Regions from separate parts of the Homo sapiens genome. Here region 1 is linked to region 2. Evidence: chromatin loops called from intact Hi-C (ENCODE). Cell type or tissue: gastrocnemius medialis. All regions are shown on one strand. Links, peaks and the distances in the headings refer to the core of each region. The heading gives the core; the rest is flanking DNA. Region 1 overlaps LOC107984859 (a long non-coding RNA gene). Region 2 overlaps CLEC16A (C-type lectin domain containing 16A).

Region 1 (16,119 bases), core at 8,533-11,032, 79 kb before region 2:
TGGCCTGGAGGCTTCTGCCTTTTCAGAGGAATCAGATTTTGTCCTTGGTTCTTCCTCCTCACTCCCCATCTCACTCTGCCCCTGGGCCCACCACCCCGCCCCATTGTGGCCAGGTCTATATTTACAACTGGGGTTTCTGTGAACTGGGGAACTGAGGAAGTGACTTATCCCAGAGTCATCACCGAGATGGTGGTACCCAAGAATTTGAGTTCTCAGCCACCCCACCTCCACCAAAGTGAGGTTTTAGCCCCTTCTCTGGATTTCTAGGGCCTAGTCAGCCAGAAACAGAAACTATCCGCCTGGATCCAGAGAGGCCCCTGTCTGGTGGGCAGGATGAATGGGGTGGGAGATTTGTTTCCATTTCTTTTCTTTCTTTTCTTTTCTTTTCTTTTTTTTTTTTTTTAGATGGAATCTCGCTCTATTGTCCAGGCTGGAGTGCAGTGGTTCACTCTCAGCTCACTGCAACCTCTGCCTCCTGGGTTCAAGTGATTCTTGTGCCTCAACCTCCTGAGTAGCTGTGATTACAGGCGCCCACCACCACGCCTGGCTAATTTTTGTGTTTTTAGTAGAGACGGGATTTCACCATGTTGGCCAGGCTGGTCTCGAACTCCTGACCTCAAATGATCCGCCCACCTCGGCCTCCCAAAGTGCTAGGATTACAGGTGTGAGCTACTGCGTCTAGCCTTGTGTTCATTTCTCTGAGAGCAACACTGAGGCACATCTGTGCTAAGTCTGATTGTCAGCTGCCCTGAGAAGCTTGTTCAGGGGCAGAAACAAGAGGAAGTGGGTTTCTGGGCACCTAGGGGTCCCGGGCTGGTGCAGCCCGGCCTGAACATCACAGAGGCTGGCGGAGCAGCCCCTGCCCCACCGCTCCCGGGGTTGCCGGTGACCTGGCAGCTGAGCCGAGGGCCGCTGGGCTGGAGGGTGGAGTGCTGCTTCCAGGTAGTCAGACTGAGATAGACGCGGCCGCGGAGGCAGCGGAGGAGGAAGGGGGCAGCCTTGTCCCCGCTGTGCGCAGCCCGCCCGCCAGGCACAGCCGGTCTTCGGGGAAGTCGCCGAGTTGGAGTTCCAGGAAACGATAACGCTTGTTGAAACCTCTTTCTTGTGGCCTGGTCTCGTCACATGGCTTGATGGGGACCAACGTCAGGCAGGGCCACAGGCCTGAGCCCGCTCGCACCCGGCAGCCGCTGCCACCCCCAGTTCCCCCCATGAAGAGGGAGGAGGGGGTTGGGCAGGAAGGTGGGCATTTGCTGCTTCCCCATCCCAGGCACCTGGCGGGCCACAAGCAGACTGGTCCCCGCTGGCTGTTTTCACCCCAGTAACACTCCTTGTAGGCTGGCTAAGCTGGCCAGGCCTCAAATGCCCCCTCCAGCAAAACGGGCTGAGAATGCCTAGGCTACAGGCTTGCTGCCAAAGTGAAGACAGAGCTTCCTCCTGCCCCTGGAACATAGCAGATGCTGAGGATCTAGAAATTATTTTTTTTCTCTTTTCTTTTCTCTTCTTTTTTTGATAGAGACAAGGTCTTGATATGTTGCCCAGGCTGGTCTCAGACTCCTGGGTTCAAGGCATCCTCCCACCTCATCCTCCCAAAGTGCTGGGATTACAGGTGCGAGCCACTGTGCCTGGCCAGAACTAGAAATTATTTGCCCCTTTCCTATGAAGCCAGGGAATGTGTCTTTCATCTTGCTAGAGCAGGGTCTTTCTTTTTTTCTTTCTTTCTTTTTCTTTCTTTCTTTTTTCTTTCTTTCTTTTCTTTCTCTTTTCTTCCTTCCTTCTTTACTCTTCTTCTTCTACTTCTCTCCCTCCCTCCCCCTCCCCCTCGCCCTCCTCCTCCCCCCTCCTCCTCCCCCCTCCCCCTCCTCCTCCCCCCTGCCCCTCCTCCTCCTCCTCCTCCTCCTCCTCCTCCTCCTCCTTCTTCTTCTTCTTTTACTTTTTCTTCTTCCTTCTCTCTCTCTCTCAGCAGAGTCTCGCTCTGTCACCCAGGCTGGAGTTCATGGAATGATCTTGGCTCACTTCCACCTCCATCTCCCAGGTTCAAGTGATTCTCCTGCCTCAGCCTCCCAAGCAGTTGGGATTACAGGCATGTGCCACCACACCCAGCTAATATTTTTGTTTTTTTGGGGGGCATTTTTAGTAGAGATGGGGTTTCATTTATGTTGACCAGGCTGGTCTTGAACTCCTGACCTCAAACGATCTGCCCACCTCAGCCTCCCAAAGTGCTGGGATTATGGGCGTGAGCCAGTGTGCCCGGCTGGAACCAGAAATTCTTTACTCCTGTCCTGTGAAGTCAGGGAATGTGTCTTTCATCTTTCTAGAGCAGGGTTTCTTGACCTTGGCTCTATTCACATTCAGAGCCTGGTATGGGAGGCTGCACTGTGCACTTTAGGACGCTTAGTGGCATCCCTGGCCTCTACCCACTAGATACCAGTAGTACCCACCCCTACAGCGATTTGTAACACTGAAAATGTCTCCAGACATGCCCAGATGTTCCCTGCATGGCAAAACCCTGATTTAGATTCAGCGCCTGACACATAGTAGTTGCTCAATAATTAGCAGGTCTTCAACCAGCAGGTCTGGTTCATTTTCACACCCTACCACCTGGCATCCGAGGGGTGCCAAGGGGTAAGTTGGGAGGCCATTTACCCTCCAATCTTTATCAACACCCATCATAAATATACTATCTAAATAAAACCTGTGCTGGAGGCTTAGAGTTTGAGGACAGCAAAGTGAATTGGGGTGGGTCAGTCCTGAAACAAGGAGGGAAGGGAAAGGCCACGTGCCTGTCAGGGAGACGCCCCTGGCCCCATCCCCCTGCTTGCTTCCTGGAAGCTGGCAGCCTGCTTTCTCTGCAGTCAGGAGGTCACAGGGATCCTCTCAGACGACGCTTCCGATGCTGGCTTTGGGATCTTACAAGGACAGCCAGATCCCAACAAGCCTCCCCTGTCCACACGTCCTGCCACAGACATGGAGCTTCCAAGGGTCTTCATTTCCCAGTATCTTTTTCAGTTCCCTGCTCTTCAATACGAACGTGCAATGGAGGGTCACTGAAACCTTGAGGGCAGCTTGTAAAATGAAAGTCAAAGACCGAAACCAAGAGAGGAAAAAAACTCCAAAAAAACAGAGCCAGGTGGGGAGAAACAAAAGTCTTCGAGAAAATAAGGAAGCTTCAGAGAAATAAAATATATTGCATTCATATAAGAAGAATAAGATGCTGTGAAAAGGAACACTCAGAATAAGAGAATAAGAAAGAACTAGAGGCTGGGCACAATGGCTCACGCCTGTAATCCCAGCACTTTGGGAGGCCGAGGCAGGGGGATCACGAGGTCAGGAGATTGAGACCATCTTGGCTAACACGGTGAAACCCCACCTGTACTAAAAATACAAAAAATTAGCCGGACGTGATGGTGGGTGCCTGTAGTCCCAGCTACTCGGGAGTCACATTATTATTATCATTGTCATCCAACTCGATGTGCTTCTTTCTAGCCAAATGACCTTGGGACAATTCCTTCACCAATTTGAGTTTGTATTTCCCCATCTATGAGATGGGGAGACATTATCCCCAAGAAGGATCAGAATAGGGCTGAAATGAAATAAAAATAGCAGCTGGGTGCGGTGGCTCACGCCTGTAATCCCAGCCCTTTGGGAGGCCTAGGCAGATGGATCACTTGAGGTCAGGAGTTCGAGACCAGCCTGGCTAACATGGCGAAACCCCTTCTCTACTAAAAATACAAAAATTAGCCGGGCATGGTGGCAGGTGCCTGTAATCCCAGCTACTCGGGAGGCTGAGGCAGGAGAATCGCTTGAACCTGGGAGGCGGAGGTTGCAGTGAGCTGAGATTGCACCGTTGCACTCCAGCCTGGGCAACAGAGCGAGACTCTGCCTCAAATAAGTAAGTAAGCAAGTAAGTAAATGAATAAATAAAAGTTAAAATAGCCCCCTTTGAAGGACCCTCCTGCGTCTGTCCCCCACTTTAATACCTAAGTCTGAATCACCCCTGGCTCTTAGGCCTATCCATGAGGAGCCCAGAGCAGAGGCTCAGGGAGGGTTTGTGGGCCTGATTCAACTCTGACCTCTGAGCTGTGAAGGACACTGTCCTTCCCAGGGCTGGTCCTGCCACTCAGGACTCCTTCCTCTCACCTGCTTCCTCCTCAGAAAGGCCTTTGTCCACTTGACTGTCCCTTGGTCCTGCTCCAGGCCTCCAGGGCTCTCCCAGTACGATGTTGCCATCAGACAACACATGAGGCTTTGCAGAGATGCCAACAGGAAGGGCCCTCTGGCATCTGGCCCAGGATCAGGCCTTACCTGGCAGATCCAGAAGCAGAGACCTTAAAAGGGCCAAGGCAGGTGCTGTGCAGAGTCCTGGCTCTGCAGCTCAAGGCGGCTCCACATCAGAGTCCCACCACGGCTCCTTCTGCCGTGCCAATGGGAGCCAGTTCACTTCTTGAGCTCTTGCGTCGCAGCTGAAAAATGGGAATAACACTGGCATTTATCCTATAGGGGCATATACATTGTTCATTTATTCAACAAACATTCACTGAACATTTATTATATGACAGGCATTCTTCCTGGCTCTGGGCTGTTGGCAGTGAATAAAACAGACCAAATCCTCTGCCCTTGAGGAACGTATGGTCTAGCAGGGAGAGAGGCAAACTCTAGCCAACAAACCTGTTAAACAGTACGTGGGCTGGGCACGGAGGCTCACCCCCATCATCCCAGCACTTGGGAGGTGGAGGTGGGAGGATTGCTTGAGCCCAGGAGTTTGAGACCAACCTGGGTAACACAGCAAGGCTCCGTTTGTACAAAAATTATTTTAAAAATTAGCTGGGTGTGGTGGTGTGCGCCTGTGGTCCCAACTACTCTGGAAGCTGAGGTGGGAGGATTGCTTGAGTTGGAGAGGCTGAGGCTGCAGTGAGCCAAGATCATGCCACTGCACTCCAGCCTGGGTGATGGAGCAAGAACCTGTCTCAAAAACAAAACAAGCAAAAGCAAAAAACTAACAAACAAAAAATCAGTATGTCAGAGGGAAGTAAAGTAAAGCAGGCAGTGGCGGGTGGGGTGTGGCTAGGAGGTGCCAGGTGTGGGTTGGTATTTTATTATGATGGCTAGGGAAGCCTTCTCCAAGAAGCTGGGAGCTGGAAGGGATGAGCAAGCTGCCCATCTGGACGTAGAGCCTTTCAGGCAGGTGGAAGAGCAGGTGCCAAGGGCCTGAGGTAGGACTGTTCCCAGTGTGTTCAAAGAAAGGTCAGTGTGGCTGCTGCAGCATGCGTGAGGGGTGAGAAGTCAGAGGTGAGGATGGAGAGGTGAGGAGTAGAATCAGATCACGCACAGACCATGGGTCCTGGAAAGGAGCGAGGCTTTGAGGCAGAGTAGGACGGGAGTGTCCTGAGCACAGAAGATTTTAAATGAGATGGTGCATGCACGACCATCTGCAGTGTGCCTGGCGCGGAGCAGGTGCTCCCTAATTGCTGGCTGTTACTATTACTGTTGCTGCTGTTGTTATTATTGAGAGACTAAGAAGCACATTGGAAACCATGAAAACCCAGAGATGCAAATTTTAATTGCCAGAGAGAGATTTTTCAACATTTTCAATGTGCTGTCATGAAGTATGAACCATGCAAATGTAGGTTTGACTACTTCGTTTTGTGGAAGAGCCACCTACGGCTAAGAGAGGTTAGAAGACTTACCTGATGTTGCACAGTGACAAAGGGTGGAGTCCAATTCACCAGAACCCAGGTCTGTCTCCTGAATCCAGGATCGTGACTGCTGGTTTGGCCGTGGGGGCTGAGAGGCCTTGGTACAGTGGGCAGACGGGAGGTCCCTGTATATGAAGGGCAGAAGCTTGGGGCTGCACCTGGGACCCTCCAACATCATTGGGAGAAAAGCCTGGAGCTCTCAAGCTCTGACCTGGCACAGTCAGGCAGACACGGCTCACAAAGACCAAAATAACCAGAGGCATCATTAAGGATGTCTTCGGGGTCAAGTAAAAGGAATCCTGATGTAAACCGGCTTAAAGAATCTGGAAATGGGCCAAGCATGTGCGGCTCACACCTGTAATCCCAGCACTTTGGGAGGTTTAGGCAGGAGGATCGTTGAGGCCAGGAGTTCAAGACCAGCCTAGGCAACATAGTGAGACCGTGTCTCTACTTTAAAAAATATTTTTTTAAAAAGGATCTGGAAATGGGCCAGGTGTGGTGGCTCACATCCGTAATCCTAGTGCTTTGGGAGGCCAGAGTGGGAGGATTACTTGAGGACAGGAGATCGAGGCTATAGTGAGCTATGATCACACCACTGCACTCCAGCCTGGATGATAGAACAAGACCCCATCTCTTAAAAAAAAAAAAAAAGGAAGAATCTGGACATGTAATATCTTGTTCAATAGGAAATCCAAGTTCATTTTCCTTCCATCTTTCAGCTGATATCTCGCTGTTGGTTTTATCTGAGGTCAGTCCTAAGAGGGCCAGTGAAGTTTCAGCCACCACATCAGGAAGAACAGAAAACCATGTCTCTCCCTGGGGCTTCCCTTAGGAGCAAGGAAAGCTTTCTTCATGTCTCATTGGCCAGAATTGAGTTACCTGCCCATTGTTGAAAGTCAGTGACCTAGCCGGGCGCGGTGGCTCACACCTGTAATCCCAGCACTTTGGGAGGCCGAGGTGGGCGGATCACCTGAGGTCAGGAGTTCAAGACCAGCCTGACCAACATGGAGAAATCCCGTCTCTACTAAAAATACAAAAAAAATTAGCCAGGCATGGTGGTGCCTGCCTGTAATCCCAGCTACTCAGGAGGCTGAGGCGGGAGAATTGCTTGAACCTGGGAGGCGGAGGTTGCGGTGAGCCGAGATCGCGCCATTGCACTCCAGCCTGGGCAACAAGAGCAAAACTCTGTCTCAAAAAAAAAAAAAAAAAAAAGAAAAGAAAGTCAGTGACCAGGAACTGGAAGTTTTTTTTGAGACAGGGTCTCACTCTGTCTCCCAGGCTGGAGTACATTAGAGTGATCACAGTTCACTGCAGCCTCGACCTCTCAGACTCAAGCAATCCTCCCACCTCAGCCTCCCAGATAGCTGGGATACAGGGAAGCACCACCACACCCGGTTAATTTTTTATTTTTTGTAGAGACAGGGTCTCACCATGATGTCCAGGCTGGTCTCAAACTCCTGGGCTCAAGACGTCCTCCCGTCTCAGCCTCCCAAAGTGTTGGGATTACAGGTGTGAGCCACCTTGATTGGCCTGGAACTTAATTGACAAGGGATGATTGTTGGGGAGTTCATCAGAGTGATTGAAAAACCAGCCCTGCCAGGCGCAGTGGCTCACGCCTGTAATCTCAACACTTTGGAAGGCTGTGGTGAGCAATTCATTTGAAGACAGAAGTTCGAGACCAGCCTGGCCAACATGGTGAAACCCTGCCTCTACTAAAAATACAAAAATTAGCCAGGCGTGGTGGCAGGCACCCGTAGTCCCAGCTACTTGGGAGGCTGAGGAAGGAGAATAGATTGAACCCGGGAGGTGGAGGTTGCAGTGAGCTTACGACAATGCACTCCAGCCTGGGTGACAAAGCAAGACTGTTTCAAAAAAAAAAAAAAAAAAAAGAAAGAAAGAAAAGAAAAAGAAAAACCATTCCTAACTCTTCATCCCTCCCTGTGTCCCTGCCCTTGGCAGTGTGACTTTGCTACTTCTCCCATCAAGAAGTTGAGTCTAGATCCCCATCCCTAGAATTGGGCTGCTTTGGCCAATAGGATGAAATGAAGGGATGAAGTGACGCGGTGATGTGCTAGATCTCAGCCTAGGCCTCAAGACACCTGTGGCTTCCACTTGCTCCCTCTGGACTCTGCCAACACCGGGAGAACAAGCCCGACCTCTCAGACTCAAGCAATCCTCCCACCTCAGCCTCCTAGATAGCTGGGATACAGGCAAGTGCCACCACAGGCTGTTGGATGATGAAAGTCACATGGAGCAAGAGGAACCCTTCTCAAGCCCTGTACTCTGTGCCCCAGGACCTTAGCATGTGCTGACCGTGCCCTCTGGACTGCTCTGGCTCATCTCCCGTGACTTAAGGCCACTGTTCTGTTTGGAGACTCAGCTCAGGCAACCCTCTCCCAAGAGGCTTTGCAGAACCATCCCCGGCCCCAGCCTGGGTCGAGGGCCTCCAGGGTTTCCTGTAGCCCAGTTTGTGTCACTCTGCTTTGTGACTCTCTATTCTTCAGTCCAGCTGCCTCATTCACAGATATGGAAACTGAGGCCCAGAGAGGGGAAGTGACTTGCCCAAGGTCACCCAGCTGAGGGCCGTGTTCGCTGCTCCTCCAGCAGGTTTTGTTCTTTCCTTTCCTCAGCATCTCAACCCACGAGAGCCTGGATGTGGCGGTCCCATGGCGGGAGAGGGGGCCTGTGCCCCCACCAGGTGCCCAGTCTCGAGTCAGGATGAGACTCCTGGAGGGTCCCCTGGGAGTCTCCACTGGCAGCACCCCCTCCCCACATCCCCGCAAGGTGGGCATGAGCAGCATTCCCTCTTCAGATGAGGATGTGAGGCTCAGAGGGAAGAGGCGGGCCCGGTCACGTGGCCATGGAAGGATGGGGGGATCTGATCCCAGACCTTTCTACAGCCTGCATTTGGCCTTCTCCATGGCTTTGGGGCAGAGCCAGGGCCGGCCACCACGGAGAGGAGCAGACAGAAACCCAGGGCGGGCAACGGGGAGGTCTCAGGCTGGATGGTGGGGAACCACCGAGGCAGGAAGACGCAGAGCAGAAAGTGAAAGGAACCAGAGGCCTAGAATAGCTGCGGGTGACAGAGCCAGGGGACTACAGACGCTGCCAATAAGAGAAACCAGGCGGCCCACGGAGGGGCGGGGCACCCACTCCTCAGAGAGGCGGCCCCTAGCTGAGGAGGCCCATGGCCAGGTCCCTGCTAACCCGGGCAGCCCCCGCTTGGCTTGGCAGCCTGGGTGGATGCCCAAACTGTGGGAATGGAATTGGGGTGAAGGGCTGTCTTGGGGCAGAGAGGGGCCCACTTCTAACTTTAGGCCGACCTCTGCATCATTTGGATCAATCACCATGAGCTTATAAGATCTGGGACCTGCAAAGCTCATCAAACAGTGCAGCTGGTGAAGCGGGGGCCGTGCCGTGAAGACAAGCCTGTTGGTTAACATCTCCTAGTGGCTGTCGATGTCTGTCTCCGGTGGCAGTTCCCTGCTGTGGTTATGCTGCAGGCTCCAGAGCCAGGCGGCTGGGGTTCAATCCGGGCTTGGCCTCTTGCTGGCTGTGTGACCTTGGGCAAGTCACTTCACTTCTCTGGGCCTCTGTGACTAATATCACTGACTTCACGGGGGTGTCCTGAGGATTAGCTGAATGAGTATAAGTGAAGCACATGGAACAGCTCAGAGAAAGTGCCTCATAAACAGCTTTTATTATCCACTGTCTCCATACACTGTATAGACACACACACACACACACACACACACACACGGGGAAAGTCCCTCCAGGATGTGCACAGGGACTCTTTTTTTTTGTTCACTTCTGTGTCTTCAGGGCCTAGAACAGTGGCTGGCACACAGCGGGTGCTCAATAAATGTTTGTGGAATGGAAGGAGCAGGGGAAGGAGGCGGGGAGGGAAGGAAGGGATGGGAGCGAACAGAAAGTCGGCTATTGCCCAGCGTGGGGCATTGATTCTGTTGCTGTGTTTCATTCCCCTATCACATTGCCATGCACCGCTTTGGTTAATTGAAAAACACTTGTCTTCAAGGAGAGCCAGCAACAGAGCAGGGAGGTGGCTTGCAAGCTGTGATGGTCTTTCAGTTCAGGCTGGCCCCAAGACACCCCCACCATGGCCTGCTAAGATCCCCAGAGACCCCCCTCTCCCGGGCCAGGGCCGGCGGTGGCAGCTGTGCGGCGTGTGGGCAGCTAGAGAGGTGACAGGAAGCTCAGCAGGACAGGCTGTTCCCAGCCTACCAAGAACCTCGAGGCGAGAGGACAGGCTGTTCAGGGCTGAGATCTGCATGCTCCCAGCCCCTCCCGCCCAGGGGAAGTGTCACCAGCATCCAGGGCGGGGACCTCTGCCCTGGCCTGGAGATCTTGTTGCTCTTCTGATCTCTGTGAGGAACTCGGCCCGCTTGCTTTCCAGGAACTGCCTCCTGCAACCGGCGGGCAGATGGTTCACAGGGAAGGCCCGGGGGCCCAGCCCTGCCTACCTCGCACCCTGCGCTGGGCTGCTTCGGACATGCCACTCACCTCTCTGGGCCTCAGCTTCCCCACCTGCAAAACAGAGAAAATAGGGCACCACATGTAGGCATACTGTGAAGATTCAGAGCAAAGTTCAACTTTTTTTGTTTTACCATTAATTACTTTATTTATTTATTTTTATTTATTTATTTTCCTGAGATGGAGTCTCACCTGTCCCCCAGGCTGGAGTGCAGTGGCGTCATCTTGGCTCACTGCAACCTCCACCTCCAGGGTTCAAACCATTCTCCTGCCTCAGCCTCCCGAGTAGCTGAAATTACAGGTGCATGCCAACACGCCTGGCTAATTTTTGTATTTTTAGTAGAGATGGGGTTTCACCATGTTGGCCAGGCTGGTCTCGAACTCCTGACCTCAGGTGATCTGCCCGCTTCGGCCTCCCAAAGTGCTGGGATTACAGGCATGAGCCACTGCACCCAGCCCCATTAATTACTTTAAAACAAATGGTGGCATCTAGGCACAGTGGCTCATGCCTGTAATCCTAGAATTTCGCAAGGCTGAGGTGGAAGAATTGCTTCAGGTCAGGAGTTTGAGACCAGCCTAGTCAACGTGGTGAAACCCCATCTCTACTAAAAATACAATAATTAGCTGGGTGTGGTGGCACACACCTGTAATTCCAGCTACTCGGGAGGCTGAGGCATGAAAATAGCTTGAACCTGGGAGGCAGAGGTTGCAGTGAGCTGAGATCATGCCACTGCACTTAAGTCTGGGTGACAGAGTGAGAATCTGTCTCCAAAAAAGAAAGAAAGAAAGAAAAAGGTGGTAAAATACACATCACATAAAAATCACCAATTTAAAGTACAGTTAGGTAGCATTTAGTACGTTCACAGTGTTATATAACCATCAGTCTAGTTCCAGAATGTTTTCCCCACCCTAAAATACAACCCCATATTCATAGCAGTCACCCGCCCAACCGCCCTTGTCCCAGCCCCTGGTAAACCCTAATCTATCTTTCTTTCTTTCTTTCTTTCTTTCTTTCTTTCTTTCTTTCTTTCTTTCTTTCTTTCTTTCTTTCTTTCTTTTTCTCTTTCTTTCTTTTTCTTTCCTTTCTTTCTTTCTTTCTTTTTCTTTCTTTCTTTCCTTTCTTTCTTTTCTTTCTTTTTCTTTTCTTTCTTTCTTTCTTTTCTTTGTTTCTTTCTTTCTTTCTTTCTTTCTTCCTTCCTTCCTTCTTTCCTTCCTTCCTTAATTCCTTCCTTCCTTCCTTCCTTCCTTCTCTCTCTCTCTCTCTTTCTTTTTTTGAGACAGATTCTCGCTTTGTCGCCCAGGCTGGAATGCAGTGGCGCCGTCTCAGCTCACTGCAAGCTCCATCTCCCAGGTTCACGCCATTCTCCTGCCTCAGCCTCCCGAGTAGCTGGGACTAAAGGGGCCCGTCACCACGCCCGGCTAATTTTTTGTATTTTTTAGTAGAGACGGGGTTTCACCGTGTTAGCCAGGATGGTCTCGATCTCCTGACCTTGTGATCCACCCGCCTTGGCCTCCCAAAGTGCTGGGATTACAGGCGTGAGCCACCGTGCCCGGCCAACCCTAATCCACTTTCTTCTTCTGTGGATTTGCCTATTCTGGACATTTCATATAAATGGAATCATACAGTAAGTGGCCTTTTGTGTCTGACTTCTTTCACTCAACATATTTTCAAGTTCATCCACTTTATGTAGCATGAATCAGTCTTTTATTACCATGATTCCTACAATCCATTCATTACTTTAAAAAAAAAAAAAAGGACTTCAAAAAGTGTTTATCGGCTGGGTACAGGGGCTCATGCCTGTAATCCCAGCACTTTGGGAGGCCAAGGCAGGAGGGTCGCTTGAGTCTAGGAGTTTCAGACCAACCTGGGTAATATAGCAAGACCCTGTTTCTACTAAAAATACAAAAATTAACCAGGTATGGTGGTGCATGCCTGTAGTCCCAGCTACCAGGGAGGCTGAGGTTGGAGGATCGTTTGAGCACAGGAGTTTGAGGCTGCAGTGGCCTACGATGGTGCCACTGCATTCCAGTCTGGGTGACAGAGGGAGACTCTGTGTCATAAAAAAGTGTTTATCAAGGGAAAACACAATCACTTACATGCACGCATCTGAGTGTCCAACTTGGTGAGTTCTGACATAGTTTTATGCCCACAGAGGCACCACCCAGACTGAGGTCCAGGGCGTCTCTAGCACGGTCCCTCAGACCCTCCCCACCTCCTGGCCAGAGGCAGCCCCTCCTCTGACTTTTGACACTATTGATGAGTTTAGCCTGTTGCTTCAGATGAGTGAAAGTGGACAGTGGGGATGTTTTCTAGCTCATCTCATTCCCTCAACGCCATGTCTGTGAGTTTCATTCACATCGTGTACGGCAGGAGTTTGTTCTTTTGCATTGCTGAGTGGTATTCCACTGCATGGCTGTTTCACACTTTATTTTTATTGTATTTTACTTTTTTATTGAGAAGGAGTCTCACTCTGTCATCACCCAGGCTGGAGTGCAGTGGTGCAATCTCAGCTCACTGCAGCCTCCACCTCCCGGGTTCAAGTGATTCTCCTGCCTCAGCCGCCTGAGTAGCTGGGATTACAGGCACCCGCCACCACACCTGGCTAATTTTTGTATTTTTAGTAGAGACAGGGTTTCCCCATGTTGGCCAGGCTGGTCTCGAACTCCTGGCCTCAAGTGATCCCCCTGTCTTAGCCTCCCAAAGTGCTGGGATTACAGGCGTGAGCCACTGCGCCCGGCTCCTCTTTCACACTTTATTTCTCCATGACCCTGTTGGTGGACATTGGATTTGTCTCCCCTTGGGGGCTATCCTGAGCCATGCTGCATGTGCAGGCCTGTGGTGGGCAGGTGCCTCGTTTCTCCAGGTTTTTGCCCAGGACTGGGATTGCTGGGTATAGGGTATGTGTATGGTTAGCTTTTGTGGACACCGTTCATATTTCAGATGGGTTGAATGACTTCCATTGCCCATAGTGGCACCTGAGAGTCGCTGGGCTTCCCCATCCTGAACAACACTCCGTACGGCCAGCCCTGCTGATTTTCATCCTCCTCTTGAGGGCCACTGTCACTTCTTTAGATGAAGTAAATATAATGATGAGAGAAAATAGCAACATAAATAGCCAGAGTTGATAATAATAGGTGGCTAATGCCTTCCACCACCCCAAGCCCTGGGCCAAGCACTCACATCACAACCATCCTAGGAAGTCCAGTGATTACCCCCCATTTTACCCCCATTTACCAAGGCACAGGCAGGGCATGGTGGCTTATGCCTGTAATCCCAGCACTTTGTCAGTCTGAGGTGGGAGGATCACCTGAGCCCAGGAGTTGGAGACCAGCCTGGGCAACATAGTGAGACTCCGTCTCTACTAAAAATAATTTTTAAAATTAGCTGTTGTGCACCCTTAGTCCCAGCTACTCAGGAGGCTGAGGCAAAAGGATGGCTTGAGCCCAGGAGGTCAAGGCTGCAGTGAGTTATGATTGTGCCACTGCACTCCAGCCTGGGCAACAGAATGAAATCCTATCTCAAAAACAAAACAAAACAAAACAAAACAAAACAAAACAAAACAAAACAAAACACCGAACAGAAACTGAAGCACAGAAGAAGGGGTCTCATGGGCTGCCAAGGTCACACACCCAGCAGAAGGAGCTTAGTCTCGAGTTGAAAAACCTCAGCCCACCTGGACCCCGGCCCCGACTCTGCCCTGACACAGGGCCCAGCAGGCTGTGGTTTGGGGATTTCTCAAAAGGACCTTCTGGAGCTCTATATGAGAAGCATAGATGGAGAATCCGACTCTCATCCTGCAGCCCCTCTCACACTCACCACACACCCATACACACTCAAGCATACACACACTCACACAAATGCATTCACACACATGCTACGCCCAAACACATTACACCCTCGCAAACACACACCATACATCTCATACACCACACACTCTTATACAATATACATATGCCATGCATTCTCACACACACGCTTACACACTTCCACACTCGCACAAATACCCCGCATGCATATATTCACATGTTATCACACACCTACTATGAACATACACCACACATTCCCTTACACTCAGCCTTTAGAAAGCACAAACTAGTCTGGAACACTTCTATACAAAAGGCAGTGGCAGGCTGGGTGCAGTGGCTCATGCCTGTAATCCCAGCACTTTGGGAGGTTAAGTTAGGAGGATCACTTGAGGTCAGGAGTTCAAGACCAGCCTGGCCAACATGGCGAAACCCCATCTCTATTAAAAATACAAAAATTAGCCAGGCGTGGTGGTGCACCCCTGTTATCCTAGCTATTCAGGAGGCTGAGGCAGGAGAATCGCTTGAACTTCAGAGGCGGAGGTTGCAGTGAGCTGAGATCATGCCACTGCACTCCAGCCAGGGCGACAGAGTGAGACTCCGTCTCAAAAAAAAGAAAAAAAAAAAAAGGCAGTGACAGGCAAGGGGACATTACTTCAAAGCTAATTCCCCCATTCCTGCTCCCTCCTGTATTAAAATCTAAGAAGGGTCCTATGGAAAATATCCCCCAGTGGGCAGCACTGGTGACTTCTGGGGGGCTGGGGATGTTCCACCAACAGCCCCACCAAGTCTGTAGTGCTTGTTACCCCGTGTCAGCCTGGGTACTGGCAGCCTTCTCTGGATTATCTCTCTTGACTGTCATCATGATGGGTCCGGTCCAAGATAGGATGTTATCCCCATTTTGCAGAGGAGGAAGTTGAGGCCCAGAGCAGGAAGTCACTCGGTCTAAGGCTCTTGCTCAATGTTGCATTTACAGAGAGAGGCTGCATTTGCCTCTTTGCTTTCATATCTGTCCTCTTGCTCAACTCTGTATGGTGAGAAGCAACATATCCTAGGCCTCCTTGCCAATTGACTCTCTACTGAGTTAAACAAATGGGAAGCCTGGCGGGAGGCTGAAGAGTGAGAGGAAGGGATAAACATGGTATTTCTCCCTCTCTCTGCTTCAAGTGGCATATTTGCAGCAGCAGGGACTTCTTTGTGGCTCCAGCATCCCTGGCAAAGTCTAGCCTTTGGAATGGTTCAGTTGCCATTCCTGCATTTCAGATGGCCCCAGCTCCTGGGCTCTGGTAATACAGGGTCCTCCGGTTTTCCCTCTTGCACTCCGGGTGGTACTGGCTTCCTGCTGATGCTCATCTCTGGTAGTCTCATCATTCATGTATCCATTTCCCTCTGTTTGAAATACCTGATGTGGTTTCTGTTTCCCTGAGTGGACCCTAATGGACATGCACCAAGGCAGGGATTTGAACCCAGATCCTGTGACTCCTGAGACTCAAGTGTAATCATTCTGTGACACTGTCTCTTAGTTGAGCCTTCCCTTGAAATTGTCTCCAGCTCCAGAGATTGCCCCATGTACATGTGTCTCTCACCTCCCTTTTGTCTAATAGAGCTGAGTTGCAATACCACTTATCACCAGTAGGGAGAAACCCATTCGGTGGCAAGTGCTCTGGCAGAATTTCATGTTTAGAAAGCTTTCCTCCTAACTTGTTCCTCAGTTGGATCAGAAAGCAAAAGTAAATTTAAATTTAAAAGAAAGGTCTCCTCCTACTAAAGGGAGTAATAGCTTCATTTGTTTGTTAACCAGCAGGGTAGTTAACTGTAAGACCATCTGGCCAGTTGAGATCCTCAATGAACAGAATTCTCAGCAACAGTGGAGAGTTTACACATTCCTCCCTGCCTACACAACACTGGCAGGAAGAATGGATGCACAGTTTTCCAGCGGTTTTTGCCAAAAATAGCTCCCAGAGGACCCAGGCATGGAACTTCTGATCTATTTCAGTGTATTCTTTGGGTCTAGAAATTTCTTATGGCTGAGCTGGAAAGTTCGACACAATGAGTTGTTTCCCTCTTTCAGCAAGCAACCCATGTAGGAGGGTGGGTCTGGAGCCAGAAAGACCCAAGTTAGCATCCAGGT
Region 2 (16,119 bases), core at 7,570-10,069:
TCTCGAACTCCTGACCTCAGGTGATCCGCCCACCTCAGCCTCCCAAAGTGCTGGGATTACAGATGTGAGCCCCCACGCCTGTCCTGGGACTTTCATTTTCGTAAGTGTCTTTAGACAAAGGGGTATGTAGCAAAAGAAATGGCCCAGCTCTTTGGAGAAAAGAACGCAACACAAAACAAAAGTCTTCCTCACATTAGCTGTTATGACTGAAGATTTTAGGAGTTAACAAAGTGAGACATGAGAGAGCCTTTCTAAAGGAACTTTAAATATCTAGGTTTAAAGGATTTATATGAAAATCGTTTACGAGAAAAATGAAGTTATTTTCATCTAGATTCTTAAAAACCTCATGTTACACTGCATTCAAGACACATGACTATTCTATTTGCATTTCTTTGATAGAGAGTTGAATGGATGAGCTTGAACCATATGCAACTGCCAATATTCAACTAACTTGACCTACAGAAACAGCCATTTCATATGGTTCAATCTACTCTAAGTCCATCCCTCTTAAAGATCCCTACCAGAATAATTCATGGAGGATGGGGACGGAGGGAACAGCCAGCAGTGTATTCAAACAAATAAATGGCTTTCCCCAATTCTCCATTTCTCTTTGCCCTGTCTGCGCATGTGTGTGCAGGAGTGTGCGTGTGTACACACCTGTGTGTGTTCCTCTCTCCAGCTACATTCATCCTTTCATTTCCAAAATCGGTAGCTTCAACAAAATGCTTAGAAATAAGGTTGGCACTTATGGGGAGGTGTGTGTCTTCTTGACAGATGACCCACAAAAAGGGGACTTATTAGGAACCAGAAGGGCTTCTCAAATGGGCTAGGTTGCTCTCTTTTCCCTTTGTTCCTCCTCACAAATGCTGAGCTAATGTGTCCAACATTAAAAATCACCCTAGCTATTATGCATTTGTAGTTTTGACTTATTTTTTTAGTATTATTAATATTTCATCATAAAAGTATTGATTTCCTTTAACTAAGAGACTTTAAAGTTTACTGTATTCTTAAGCATGATTTTATTATGTCTTGGGGTCAGATGTTTTTCCCTCCCCCAGAAGGAATGCTTTTCCTTTTCTATAATGTGCGTCAAGAAGAAAGGAGGAATTGATTCACAGAATTCTGCATTACAGGCAACTTTTAAGGAACGTATCTAGTATGTATACTTAGAGTGACGTTTCTTAAACACAACTGTACGTTTCATTGTTTAGCCTTTTTAATCTGTTAGAGGTAAGAACCAAAGCACAACATTTATGTTAAAATATGAGACAGTTTCAAAGAAGCAAATCTGGGAAAATTAAGACAACTCTGGACATGACCCTAAAGCTGTCAACTCCTCACAAGTGCTCCAGGGGTCATAAAAACCTTAGTTTCTATGTTGTCATCCTCTTCCTTCAAGAAAGGCAACAGAAAACGAGAAGGAGTCCTGCTGGCACGGGGACTACCTAGAAAAGGCACCATTTCCCTTTCTATGTAAATCGCTGGTGTCAGATGCCAATTGCACAGTTGGGGAAGGAAGGCTCCGTTTTACAGAACCCATCCAGGAAGCAGGCGGAGGGCAGTAACTGGCAAACAAACACAGCGCTCTGAAATGTTTAAATATTGAACATCCTTTCTCCTTCCTCTACATTTATTATTAACTTGGGCCCACATCACTATGTGCATTGACTTCATTTCTTCCCAAGAACCCAAGACACAATGGACAATGCTCAGAGGCTGCGGGGTCGGGGTGGAGTGGAGATTTGGGTTTCTTTCTTCATACCCTCGCTGGAGATCCTTTCCAGTCAGCCCCACGGTTTTAGAGCCATGAATTCCTGGAAGCGTCTCAGCCTTTCAATGACCCCTGGCGCCCGAACGCAGATGATTAGTGCCCCAAATATTGACAGACTGGACTTTCTTCCCCTTTGACACAGGGGAGCAGTGTCAGAGGGAGGCTGGAGGAAAGATGCCGTCACCACCTGACTGGCGAGATTGTGGGAACGTCATTAGGACAGGTGCTCTATTATTTGGGACCACAGTGGTGCCCTTAGCTTTGACCAGGTAGAAACAATGCTCAGGATGCTGTGTGAATGCTACAGGGGACCTGGTTAAAAACAAACAAAACAACCCTATCTACAGACACCAGTAACTGATGTCTTTTGCTCAGCTTCTAGACAACAGAGGGGATTGGCACTGGCCCTGCTCTGACAGGTGCAACCCACCAGATGTCAATGTCCTGGACCAGCAGCTGAGCAAACACAGAGCTTGGGCCCCCCGTCATTCCTCATGAAGATGAACATTTGGGATCAGAAATAGAAACCCCAAATCTCTCCAGAAAACAAGGCAGCACCTTTTCCTGGGAACAGATAAGGGTAGCAGGAGGACCATCTGTCAGACCCATGCAGACACCAGCCGCCCGCCTGCAGAGGGAAGATCTTGTGGGTGTGCTAGCAGCATGAGCTGGTTATGAGCACTCGTTTTTCCTGGGCTTTTAGCTGTTCAAGTGAAATTGTCCCAGATGACCGGCCTAAGGCTTCCACTTTCTTTTAAAAGACAGCACTACATTTGAGATCGATGTTTTCCCCTGAAATGCAGGCTAAATTTATCCTTCCGCGCATCTTGCTCTCTGGTCTCTGTGCTAAGCTGGCCCTTGCTGTGCTGAGTTAGGCATCTGCTGTTCAATGCTGGTTCCTAGCCGGCAGTACTCAAGCACCTAGTTCTATCCTTTTGCTCATCACACACACAAAACCCCCTGGTTCTCTGAGAGATTCCTTTGCTGCCTCATTCTCTGTAGTTCCGTTAATTAAGCTCTCACTTCCCGGGTTCCTCACCCGTCTCCAGCTCTCAGAACTACCCTAAAAAGCTATCAAAAGTTGGCTCCATTTGAAAGGCTCCAGAGAGCCCCTTCCCCAGCCGGCCCCCGCCCCCCGAAAGTGGCTGAGTACTCATTACTTGATTGCCTTTTGCAACAGTGAGCTGGTGCAGGCTGCCATGAGCTTAACGGACTGAACTAAATCAGAGAAGTCGCTACTCTCTCCTGGGCTCCCTTGGCAAGCTGCCCTGTGAGTGAAATTGCACTGATTGATTTAATGCCTGAGGCCCAGAGGGCCCAGTATTTCTGAAATCTCTATTCATCTATACAGATGCAAGAGTACATGCCCCAAACAGACATTTTGAGCTACGGTTTCTACTTTGCTATTAACCCATAGACTCTCTCTCTTTTTGGCAGGAATGAGAAATAAAAAAGTGACTTGATAGAAACAATGCCTGTGCACATGCTGGCAGAGGCGCACACATATGTGCAGAGGACTTCAGCCTGGAGCACTGGGCAGGAGTCATCTGAGAGCCCAGGTGAATGAAGACAAGGGCCCAGGTGTGACCAGGTGGGCATCCCCCTACTCTGCTTTCTGGAAGGCAATTTGGCAAGGTGCCACCCAGAGCCTGACAAATGGACAGTCCCCCTGACTCTAAGGAATGGTTTCTGGAGGAATAATTGGAAATGTAGACCAAGATTTCTGAATAAGGATGTTTGTCATAGGGTGCTTCATAAGGTAGTAGAAACAACGTAAGTGGCCAGTATAAGCGGATTAAGTAAAATCTGGCAAATTCAGACTGTTTTGTGTTTCACTGTGTCCCCTTCAAATTCTTAGGTTGAAGTCCTAACCTCTAGTACCTCAGACTCAGAATGTGACCTCGTTTGGAAATGGGGTCATTTTACAGATGCAATTAGTTAAAATGAGGTCATTAGGTTTGGTCCTAATCCAATATGTCTGTGCCTCCTAAAAAATGAAAATTTGGACGCAGATTTTCACACAGGTAGAACATCACGTGAAGATGAAGGCAAGACTGGGGTGATACTTCTATGAGCCAAAAAGTAGCAAAGATTGCCAGCAAAACACCAGAAGCCAAGGAGGGAGGCCTGGACCAGAGTCCTCCTCACACCCCTCAGAGGAAACCAGCCCTGCCAATACCTTGATTTTGCACTTCTACCCTCCAGACCTGTGAGACAATCAATTTCTGCTGTTTATGCCACCCAGTTTGTGGGACTTTGTTATGGCCACCTCAGGAAACTAACACTCAGACAATGGACTATTATGCAGTCATCAAGAATGAAGTTTAGAAGAGGCATTTTACAGTACAGGGAAGTGCTTCTGACATGATGGCAATGTTGTGAAAACAAAACCTTGTGACTTGGCAGTTCTGCTTCTTGTACTGCACGTGCACACAGAGAGAGGTGTGCCCAAGGATGCCCACTGCAACGCTGCCCGGGATAGAAAAAGACTAGGATGACTGAATCACTCAGCCAAAGAAACGCAAGTAGCCAAGCTTTGGAATACTATGCAGCCGTGAAAAGGAATGTGTGAAATCTGTAAGTGCTAACACAGATTCCTGATTTACAGTGGTGTCTGAAAAGAGCAAGGTGCAGCAGGGTATACAGAATTATGATTTTATTTAAGGGAAGCCCAAACCTTAACACAATTACAGATCCATACTTAACTCCTTATCCTAAACCTCTGTGGCCAGATATGTCTTGGAATTTAGAATCTTTAGGAGGTAAAAGGCCATGTAGGGCACACATAGGTATTACGTTACACTGTCAGCTGGGTCGTGAGCAGCTAAAACCAAACACTGAATTTTTGCAGAAACGAAAACATAAACTCACAATTACTGGCATCAATGACTCTAATAAACCCGCCCATAAATACCTGAAGGCAGGTTTTGGTTTTGCCATCATACGAGTTAGGAAAAATATTTTGATTTTCAGAGCTGTTTGGGTTTCAGAATTGCAGAGAAGGGGTGGTGGCTCTGTTCTGTTCATCAGCTCTGGCACATGTATGAAATGCAACTGCACAGAGAAGGGTCTGGAAAAATAAAAATAAGGCAAATGATGACTGAGGAAGGGTGGTAACTGATGGGGTCTTAAGTCGCACCTGCAATGTTGCAATTTTTTTTTTTTTTTTAAGACAGTCTCACTTTGTCACCCAGGCTGGAGTGAACTGGTGTGATCTTGGCTCACTGCAACCTCTGCCTCCCAGGTTCAAGCCATTCTCATGTCTCAGCTTCCCAAGTAGCTGGGATTACCGGTGGGCACCATCATGCCCAGCTATTTATATTTTTAGTGGAGATGGGGTTTTGCCATGTTGCTCAGGCTGGTCTTGAACTCTTGAGCTCAGGCAATCTGCCTGCCTCAGCCTCCCAAAGTGTTGAGATTACAGGCATGAGCCACTGTGCCCAGCCTGATTTTTTCAAAAATCAACAATCAACTCATGTATTTTTTTTTTTAAATGAGAGAAAGAGACAAAACAGGGAAGACAGAAGTGGAAAATAAACAGAAATATTAACAATGCTTTCTTCTGGGTTGATAGGATTGTGATTTCTTCTTCCTGTAGCTTCTCAGTTTTCATTTATAATATTCTACGTTCATGTATTAATGCACAAAAATTAATACAACGGGTCTGCAGTAATAGCAAAACAGCTGACCGGTTCCATCCATTCCTGTTATCAGCTCATCCCCAGGGCCTCAGTGACCCCATGGGGTCAAGTCCCGCTGCCTGCCTGACTCACCACCACTGGTGACTTGTGCTCCGACAGCCCCACACCTCCCTGGCTGTGAAGCCTGGCCCCTCCCCTGGCCTCTGCTAACATACTGGCCACTTTGATTCACCATCTCTCTTTCTCCCTGTCCTTTATTTTTCTGCCCTCTTTGGCCTTTGATTGCTTTTTGGGAGTTTATCATATTGAACTTGTATCCCTTTCCGGGAAACTCTATTAGTTTTTTCTTCCCTTTCACAATTAATAAATAATCATGAGAGCCCTTCTATGGATAGAAGTACATCCTGCCTCCTACACAGAACTGCTGGAGCTTCTCTTTTGTGGCTCTTCTGGGCCTGAGCTGAAGCGCACATCACCTGTCACAGGAGGGAGAGCATTCTGGTGCATCGCTGTGCTCGGAGAAAGGGTGCCAGCCGTTGGCTCATTATTTGAACTGCTCCTGGTCCTACAAGATGGCTGTGCTTTCCTGGCCATACAGGGGATGGAGCACTGGCCTGGGAGTCTAAAGGCTGGAGTATGGACAGGGAAACGGAGGCGCATAATATAAGCTAAGATGGTGGGCTTTGGTGGCAGACAGACATGGGTTCAAGCCACAGCCCTGATGCTGACTGGCTGTGTAATGGAAATTGTAGCCTTGAGCCTCCATTTCCCTGGCATAATATGGGGGAAATAATCCCTATGTCATACATCATTGTGAGGATTAAGTGAGAAGAGTACACACAACCTTGCTTGGCACAGTGTCTGATATGCAGTAATTGCTCAATAAACAGTACCTGTATTGTCAAGTTCTAGTGCCTCCAGACCTCCTCCACCAGGAGGTGGAGGTTTCTACCATACAAAAAGGCCACAACTAGCCCTAACTACATCCAAGACATAACATGTGGCATTTGAGATGACATTTTTAAAAGTCATTGGCATGAGTTGGACGTGGTTGCCGGCATACCATCTAGCAGCACCAGGAAATAAGTTCCGGAACAACAAACAGGTACTGGTCACCTGTTTTCCATCTCAAATCCACAACACGAACTACTCACCGCACTTCTAATGTTCACAGCAGTGATTCTAATTCTTTCTTTCCCAGAAATCATGAATCTGAGGTCAGACCACAATCAACAGAGATTTCTGGAAAGGTATGAAATGCAAACTTATCTCATAATTTACAGGAAAGAAAAGGAAACAGGAGGCTATTTTACCAGTAAGAACAGAGTTTTTTTCTCAAAGTCAAAAAGAAATGGAAAAAAGGCACGTTTTAGGGAAGAGAAAGGGTGCCAGGTGAGTCTGGATTGCATCAAGGTTTCCAAATTATTCCGGAATGTGTTGCAGGTTCCAACTTCTTTTTTTACATTTGGACTGCTTTAAGGAAAATGTTACATACATTGAACTATTTTATGATCAAAATGGGACACAAATGAGATAATCTGGTCTTTATGTGCTGTCGGATGACAGCTTTGTGACAGTCTGACAAGTTGAGAGCTGTATTTTTTAATACAACAGTTTCATTGAGATAGAATTCACATACTGTACAATGAATCCATTTAAAGTGTACAATTCATGGACTTTAAGTGTATTCATAGAGTTGTGCAACCACCTCCACAATCAATTTAGAACATTTTCATCCCCTACCTAAGAAGTTCTGAGTAGAGCTTGCAGCAGGGGATTACAAACACTTTACTCCTAACCCTGCTCTGCAGAACAACCTGGAACCTCGCCTTCAGAGAACCTTGCCCTCCAGGTTCTGTCGGCCATTCTCTTGCACGTGGCTCAAAACATTTCATCTTCAAATCAGGCCCAAGTCCAAGAACTTTCCCTTTCCAAAGAATTCATTACAGGAAAATATCCCAGGTCAAATTCCTCCTTTTGTACTAATGATGCGAGTAGTCAGGGCCACGGCAGGGCATGCTGGGCTGAATATCTACCTGGGATACAGGACTGGGGTCTCAGCTCCCCTTATCTGGCCAGGGCGGAAATTGATGACAAAGGGGAATTCTGTGCCTAGCCAAACTGTTGCCAGGTGTCAAACGGGCAGCAACATATTCATTCCTTGGGGATTGGGCAGCCTGTGGGCTGAGACATCAATGCTCTCCTGTCTATGGCAGCCCCTGTCTGGGACACAAGGTTCTCGGCGCTCTTCCTCTACCTCCTCCTCCCAGGTCAACATCCTTTCCTCAGAGAAGCCTTCCCAGACACCTGGTCTGGGTCAGATCCCCTTACTGGACATTAACTCAGCATCTGCCAGTTCCCTGAGGGCACCAAACATGGTGGGAAGTTCTAGACTATCTAAGGTGTCCACAGTGCCCATGAGCTCCAAAGGGGCTGATGTGTTTTGTTTGACTAACCCCTGAGTCCCCAGTGAACAATGTTTAGCACACAGAAGGGGGGATTAAAGATCTGTTGGCTCCACCATCCATCCATCCCTCTCTCCCTCCCTCCCTCCCATCCGGCCATCCACCCATCCATTCCTGCACCTCTATCCATCTATCCACCCAGCAGCCACCTACCCATTTACCCATCTGCCAGTCCATCTATCTATCCAGGCTTCTATCTATCCCTGTACACCAATCAATCCACCTACCCATCCATCCCTCTCTACCCATCCATCAATCCCTCTACATCCATCCATCCCCTCTCCCTCCACCTCCATCCTTCTATACCCATCCATCCTTCTACACCCATCCCTCCCTCCCTCCCTCTACATCCATTCATCCATCTACCCCTTTACCCATTTATCCATCCTCTATATTCATCTATTTATTCATTCATCCCTCTATATCCAAATATCCATCCATCGATCCATTTATCCAGTACTTACCAAGCACTACCTATATGTCTGGTATAGCCCAGGACTTGGAAATTCAGCTGTAAACAAAACACAGTGCCTGTTTTCCTGGAGCTTACAGTTTGATAATGGGATGGGACAGGGCAGGGCCAGTCAAGGAGTAGAAAATGTCAGGAGAGGTTGAGTGCTCTGAAGGAATGAGCAAGGTAGAGACCCCTGGAGTGCTGGGAGTGGGGACAGGGTTGCCACTATATAGAATATCTGGCAAGACCTTCTGAGATGGTGAGGTCTGAAGAATGATCTGAAGGAAGCAAGGACAGAGCCACATAGGTACCCAGGGCGACTTCTCCAAACAGAGGCCACCCAGGTCAGGGCCCTCCAAATAGGAGCATACCTAGCAAGGTCAAGGCTGCGGAGAGGCCCCTTAAGTTGCCTTGAAGTGGGCCAAGGGGACCATGGCGGGGGTGAGGTTAGTGTCAGGAAGTGCAGAGGGACCAAACTGTGTAAAACGTGGGGCTACCGTGAGGACTTTGGCTTTCATCTGAGTGATGGGAGCCAGCGAAGAATCTAAGTAGAGGAGACACTTGACCCGACTCACACCCTGAAAGGATCTTTGGTGCTAAGAATGGACCATAGAGGGCAAGGAGAGCAACAGTGGGGCTGAGTTTAAAGCCACCGGCCCAGGCTTGGCCAAGGTCAGGAGTCAGCACACAATGCCCTGCGGGCCAAATCCAGCCACCTGCTGTCCTGCCAGGGAAGACTGATGGGGGCACAGCCCCACCCACTTGGTAACGTATGCTCTACAGCTGCTTTGGCTGCAATGGGAGAGGCTTGTTGCGACAGAGACCATATGGCCCTAAAAGCCTGACTCTCTGCTGCTTAAAGAAGTTACCCAGCCCTTTGCCCAGGAGACAGGTGTGGTGGTGAGAGGTCCTTGTCATGACTGCATCTCCCAGGTAGAGCTGACAGGCTTGGGGAGGGACTGGATGCAGGAGTGGGAGAGGCCGCGGATGACATTGGCTTTGGTCCTGGACTAATGGGTGGATTTGGGCTCCAGCTGTGTGACTCAAGGAAGTGTTGTTGGCTGCCTCTTCCTTCCAGCTAAGTGTGGGTCATCGGGCCCCACGGGTAGCCCGCCCTAAGGCCGGCCCCATCAGTGACTGTTTTCCCGCTCCAAGGGCTGTGTGTGGTCGGAGTAGAGTGGGACCTTCGCCCTCTGCTTGAAGCCCATCAGCTATTCCCTGGGCCCTCCAACCAAGTCCAGGACAGGTAATCGGGAGCAGGGGCCATTCCCACGTGGCTTTATCTCCTGCTGACCCCTATCCTCAGGCTGCCTGCAGGACCCATGTGCACATGGTGGTTTTCACAGCCCGCTCATTCCCCCTGCCGGGATGCACCACGTGAAACCTAGCTCATCCTTTAAGACTTCCTTCCAGAGCCTTCCCTGCTCTAGGTCTGGTACAAAAGTGAGTTAGCCCCAGGACACCATGAACTCCATGAGGGCAGGGCCATCCAGAACCCATTTCCCAGTTCTTAGCACAGCCGTCCCCCAAGGCATGACAAGCTTTGTGGAATTGGCCTCTCCTGAAACTGGCCCCAGCGCACAAAACATCCCACTCCTATACCCAGAATCCCTCCTACCCCAAGCACGCTAGAGCCACTGCTCCTACAGAAGAGAATGTCACCAACGGCCCTCTCTTCACTGTGACTTAACTGGGTTAGGCCTGGATGTTGGGCTTTTCTAAAAGCTTTCAAGGTGATTTTAAAAATGCACAGCTAGGGCCGAGGACCACAGGGCTGGCCTGGCTCAGGCGTGGGCCTCAAGCTGGGGAAGATCCTACAGGCATGAGGGCTCCGTACTTCCAAAAGAACCATGCCTCTGGGCACCTAGGCACTGTTAGGGCTGCCTGTAGGTCCCTCTCAGCTGAGGGGAGGGTGGCTTTTCTTTGCCATTGTGAGGTTCCAGTTGAGTGGCTTCCTGATCATCTAGTTGGCTGTCCCACAGAAGTTGTGGAGGTACAGGACGGAGAATGAACACAGCTGTCTGCCTGGAGGAGCAAAGAGCTGACCCAAGGGCTATGCTGAGCTGAGCAGGCCTCGTCACCCCTGGCAACAGGAGACTGAGGCCGCTGTCCAGCTGCAGGCTGCAGGGACGCCCCAAGAGGATGGATGTTCACTCAGCTCCTTGCTCTCCTGGGATAGCATGATTTGCTCATTTGGGTGCAGTTCCCTACCAAGTTTCAGAGATGTATTCACTCTAAGGTGGATAAGGTAGCTTGGGAGATGACCAGCCTAGTAGTATTCTGAGAAAGTGCCGAGCGACAGGGCTAGGAGGCACTCTCAAGGCAAGGTTCTGGGTTTGCAGATTTAAGGTCAATGACTTAGAATTATCCTCCAATGGGCTTGATAATTATGGGGTTCTGATCCTTCTGGCAGGCCTCTGAGCCTTATCAGTAACAACACAGGATAGGGAATAAGAATAAAAAATGAGAACACAGAGCAGGAGGCCAGGGTCAGGCCAAGCCAGGATAGGACACTGGCTTTGCTGTGCACTAGCTGTGCAACTCCAGGTAAGTTACTTAACCACCCTGAGCCTCAGAAAACCTCAACTGCAAAATGAACATATGCCTACCTTTCCCCAGGGAGGTTCTGACGATGAGCTAATGCATGAATGGAAGATGCCTTTAACAGCTTCAAGTGCAGAAGGTGTCACATCGATGGGGACCCAGGGGAGCCTACTCTGCTCTCACCCTGGGCGCCCCTGCACATGCTATTCCCTATCCTGTCTGCTCTGAGGAACACTCCCACGATCTGCTGGACGGCAGATGCAGCTGACAGCAGTAGCTTCACTTAAGCCCTTTGTTTTAGGTTAAATGAAGGTTGCCAGGTAGAGGTTGCTAGGGGGAGGGTGCTAAGGGAAACTGCTATATAAGTGGCATGGTTTTTACAAGCGGCTGTGGCTTTCCCACCCAGCCTGCTGCCACTGGACTGACCCTGTACATTAAGTCCTTGATGAACCCTATGTCTCATTTGCTGGCACCAGGTCTCTTCTTCAGCCTCTGGAACCTGGTGCCATCCCTACTGAGGTCAAACGAGGACTGGCATGATATCTGCCCACTCACCTGCTCAAAGATGTCTTCCCCATCCCTACTAGACCAGCCAGGCTCTGTATTATAAATGCATTAGTAATGGGTGTTATTAGTTGAATGCTGTCTGTCACTCTCACAAGACTGCAAGCTCACCAGGTCACCAACCCCAAGCACAGGGCGTGGCACACAGTAGGTGCTCAATAAATGTTTACTGGATAGGCCGGGCACAGTGGGTCATGCCTGTAATCCCTGCACTTTGGGAGGCCAAGGCCGGGTGGATCACCTGAAGTCAGAAGTTCGAGACCAGCCTGGCCAACATGGTGAAACTCCATTTCTACTAAAAATACAAAAATTAGCTAGGCGTGGTGGCAGGCGCCTGTAATCTCAGCTACTTGGAAGGCTGAGGCAGGAGAATCACTTGAACCAGGGGGGCGGAGGTTGCAGTGAGCTGAGATTGTGCCACTGCACTCCAGCCTGGGTGATAGAGCAAGACTCTGTCTCCAAAAAAATAAAAAAGTTTACTGGAAAAAGGAATGAATAAAAAGACAAGCCACTGCTTTCCTCAGAAGCCTACCTCTGTAGATCCATGAAGACAATAAGCTAAAGAAGTCCCAAACTCACATCACTGAAGGGCTTAACTACACTCTTGGCCAGACCCAGAACCTTCCAGAAAGATTCTAAATTTGCTCCTGACCAGCAGACCTTAAATCTCCACTGCAGAGGCTCCTGTGCCTGGGCTGCACCAGTGTGTACCACTGCAGGTCAGTGCCTTATTATGATTTTTAAAAGAGTTCTAGCTCAGAGCCAGCCGGGGCTGTGAAAAGCAGGAGAAAAAGCTGTTGACACATCACACCTATCGGGCAAATGCCACTCGGCTCATGAAGCCTAGACAGCTGCTTAGTGCCAAGGGCCAAGCACAGGCACCTCCAGGCCTGCTTGATCACAGCGCTCTGACAGGCGTGCCCAGGAGCCACGCATGTGAGGCTGCAAGTATGATCACAGTGCCCCCAGCTTCCAACTACAGCTCCCCCAGGGCAAGGCCAAGAATTTTGTCAGGTTCCCGGGCCCTGAGGAGGATCCCTGGACACTGGACTGAGCAGACTGTGGGGGTCCGATGGCCTAGCAGTGGGTTTCAGCAACACCACCTACCACTGAGTGACTTCGGGCAAGTTACCTCACCTCTCTGGGCCTCAGCCTCCTCCCCCGGTAAGTAGGGAGAGTAACCATACCTGCCTCCCTGCTGTGAACCTGGGCTGTGGAGATACTTAGCCCAGTGCTGGCAGCTCGATGAGTCTCACAGAATGCTCTGTCAGACATCCCCAGTGCCCGAGTCATTTAAACCTTTCAACCTCAGGACAGTGTGGGGGCCAAGTGCAAAGCACACTACTGCTTCCTGTTGTGTGACCTGCGCTGGTCAGCTCACCTCTCAAGCCTCTCCCACCTCACTACGCTCTGCGGTTACTGAGATCACAAATGGGAAATGCTTTGCCTGTCCCAAGCTGCTACACGATGTGCAGAGGCAGCGCCGTTCTCAGGAGCAGATCTGTCATAACCAGGCACGCTGTCCCCACCGCCATCACTGACCATGCTAGCCAAGGGCACCTCCCACATCCCAGACCGTCCCTCACCCAGCTGCCCTGGTTTCTGGTGGGACCCCAGTGGCCCCGCACTGCTGTCTCCAATCCACTTCCCACACGGTACGTGCAAGGAGCTTGGACAGACATGCGTCAGGTCCAGCCACTTCCCTGCTTCGCGGCCCCGAGGCCACCCAGAGCACGCAGAATGAAACTCACATGTCTCCTTGCACCCCTCCAGATCCCCCACGGTCCCCGACAACCCAGTGCCCCCCACACCCCGTGCTCTGGCGGCATGAACCCTCTGGGTGACTTGCCCTGTTGAGGCCCCCACCACTTCAGGTATCCCCCTGGCCCCATGGTCATCCTTTTCCATGTCTGCCTCCTGTGAGTGAGCTGTCCTCTGCACGGGGGCCTAGGACGGGTTGCAGGAGGCACTTGGTGTGCACTGGCTGGAAGAAGGAACCATGCCAGAGATGGTGACTTCCATGGTGGCTCCAACAGGGCAGGTGCTCAGAACTCTACCTGCCTGGTGCTGTCCATATGGCTGGCAGAGCCCAAAAGCACTGGCTAGAATACTTGGGAGGACCCTACGGAAAAGCCTGGAGGAGCCAGGCCAACTGCTCTGCAAGTGACTCCAGCCAGGGCCATGAAGCTGGGAGTGCTGGCTTGCCACCCCTGAGCTTGCGACCTTGGGCAGGCAGCTCTATCCGTCTGAGCCCTGGCTCCCTCCTCAACAGCAGTGGCCATTATGACACTACGATAACGTGAAGCACTCACATGTAAAATGCTGGCCCAGCTAAGCTCCTGCTGTGTGAGGCAGGTCCTATCATCAGCCCCATTTGAAAGAAGGGGACACAGAGGCTCAGGAGCTTCACAGAACTTCCTGACATCACATAGTTGTCTAGGGGTAGGTGTGGATTTGAACCTGGGGGGTCTGGCTCCAGGGTGTGTGGCCCTAGCCTCTTGATTGCAATGGCTTCCTCGGCAGGGCTGTGGCACAGTTTAAACAACACAATGGCTTACACCTGGGCACAGCAGGTGCACTGATGATGGTGGCTTTCAAGCTGCTCAAGTCCGGCAGCTTGAGCAAGCCTTTCAGGTGCTTCGTGTTGGGTCAGCACAAAGGGCCACTCTGTGGGACATGGTGGGGACAGGAGGACAGGCCAGATTCTGCATTTGTTCTTTGCTGGATGTGGAGAGAGGGCAGGATGGGAAAGCCATGGCCTCCACCAGGCCAAGCACTGCTTTGAGATGCTAGACCACTGTGCTGAGCCCGTGGACATTTCCCTTGGGCTTCATGCTGGAAATCTGGCCAAAAAAAGAACGTTTTTCTCCCCAAATGCCCAAGACTTTGTAAATGTCAACTATTTCAGAGCATTTTCCGGGTTACTAAGAGCGGTGGTGGGGGTTTTTGAGGAAGGCTCATTCCATCCACACTGACTCTTCCTGCCACCCAGCCATCCGTGAGGTTCAACAGGACATCCGTGAGCCAGGAGGCTGGAGTGTGCCTGGAACCCAGCACCGGAGACCCAGCTGTGGGCCGGTGAGGTCATCGTGCTCAGAAAGCCACAACAAAGGGGCACGTAGGTTACCCCAGAAGCTCTGCAGAGCCTTCAAATCAACTTAGCAGGAAGAGAAAGAACAAAGGACAAGAGATAACTTTTGTTCTCAGGAAGCCGGTAGAAGAGGTAGAAGAAGCAGGCACCCTCTCCAGGGATGAACTTTGAGACTCCGGGCAGGGGACCTTGCTTTCTGACTCTTGCTTGCCCCAGCTATAAAAGTAGGACTAATAACTTTATACAGTATTTACATACTTATCTCCTTATTTTGTGTAAAGCACCTAGCCCAGTGCCTAGCACATAGTTGGCATTCAATAAATAGGATTTTTATCCTGGGACCTTAAATAAGTCTGTAAGGCTAGAAGTAGACCACATATGCCATGAGCCTGAATTTTACCAGCTAGCAAATATTTTCAGAGGAGTCACTGCACTTCACAGTCCAAACTTTGCAGTTCATACAGTTGAAGCATCTGCTCCCCAAATCACGCTGTGAATTTCTCACCCTCAACATGGAAACTGAGGCGGCGACTTTCAAGGACTGAGCTCACAGCAGGGAGTGACAGAGACAGTAAAACAATCCAGCAGCCAGGCTGATGGGTTTTGGAATGTGTTTTTGTGATTACTCTGAGGCTTCAGCAAGCAGGCTGTGTAAGTGTGAAGAGATGTTGCAAAACAGCCATTCCTATCACACTGGGATAATATTGACTTTTGGCCCTTTGGGAATTTGAGATGTTAAAAAAAATAATACTGTGTGTGTTTTTGGAGAAAAGCATATTTATACTAAATGCCATGGCTGGACAGCTGCAAATAAAGAAAACTGTATTTTAGTCATGGGATTCTGGTTATAGAGAGAAAAGAAGTGTAGAAAGCTGTAACCTCAGCAGAGGTGCCAGGAGGTGGGAACAGAACCCACTGGTGTCTCCATCATGCCAAGCTTGGAGGTTCTGTCTGAGATGACAAGCCAAGCTATGAGTGGGCCACCCCGGAGACCCCCACCAGTTCCTGGGGACCCTTCTAGTCACCACAACTCCCGAAGGCCTTCTGGACAGAACAAGACCCACAAGACACACAAGGACTGTTGGGTCAGAAGTTGGGATCATCGAGATGCCCTTGCTAGCTAAATGCACAGAGAACATTCGGGGAGGGAAACCAAGCCTTCTTAAGATTTTGCCTTAAGCTAGCTCTGTGGCTTCCCACTCCCTCAGTCAAATTGGTCACCAAATCCTGTTAGTTTCTCAGCGTAGCTATTTCTGTTTTCACTTCATGGTTATTTACCCTGAGGAAACCCTTGCGCAAGGGCACTTGGAGATGCCTATTTGTTAAAGGACAAAAAATTGGCCACCACCTAAACATCCATCAGTAGGGGACTGGCTCAATGAACAGTGGTTTGACCAGATGATCGCAGCAGTCAAAATCGAATGAGGGTGCGCCTGCGAACTAAAATGAAAAACACTCCAGGATACGCTGTTGAGTGAAAACAGTGGTCATTTAGGTTTTTTGAAACAAGCAATATAATCCTATAGTACAAGTAAGTGGCAAATGGCCAGAGAAAGGTAAGGAAGGCCGCACCCCAGCCTGTGGGACTT

What was found. Peaks named below come from ENCODE experiments on the same cell type or tissue, not always from the same donor. Only the 100,000 strongest peaks of a DNase experiment are listed, where the experiment ranks them.
Region 1: a loop joins it to region 2, with 4 times the contacts of the local background. A loop is called at or near these places in 2 of 110 quality-filtered maps.

What each region holds. Positions count from the first base shown.
Region 1 is chr16:11,218,220-11,234,338 of GRCh38, reverse strand. LOC107984859 (a long non-coding RNA gene) reads right to left here. Exons shown (of 4, transcript XR_007064984.1): 3 at 10,215-10,238; 4 at 9,375-10,117. Among named protein-coding and RNA genes, the nearest start is that of SOCS1, 30 kb to the left of the region's middle. RefSeq lists enhancers at 955-1,194, 8,285-8,844, 9,275-9,354, 9,835-9,884 and a cis regulatory region at 2,669-2,965. In gastrocnemius medialis, for the core only: no CTCF peak of the experiment used is centred there; a DNase peak (open chromatin) is centred at 9,988; H3K4me3 peaks cover 623 bases; H3K27ac peaks cover 1,692 bases.
Region 2 is chr16:11,138,608-11,154,726 of GRCh38, reverse strand. The region is part of intron 22 of CLEC16A (C-type lectin domain containing 16A); the gene reads right to left. Among named protein-coding and RNA genes, the nearest start is that of SOCS1, 110 kb to the left of the region's middle. RefSeq lists enhancers at 9,122-9,789, 12,844-13,422, 13,423-14,000, 14,001-14,579. In gastrocnemius medialis, for the core only: no CTCF peak of the experiment used is centred there; a DNase peak (open chromatin) is centred at 9,116; H3K27ac peaks cover 1,542 bases.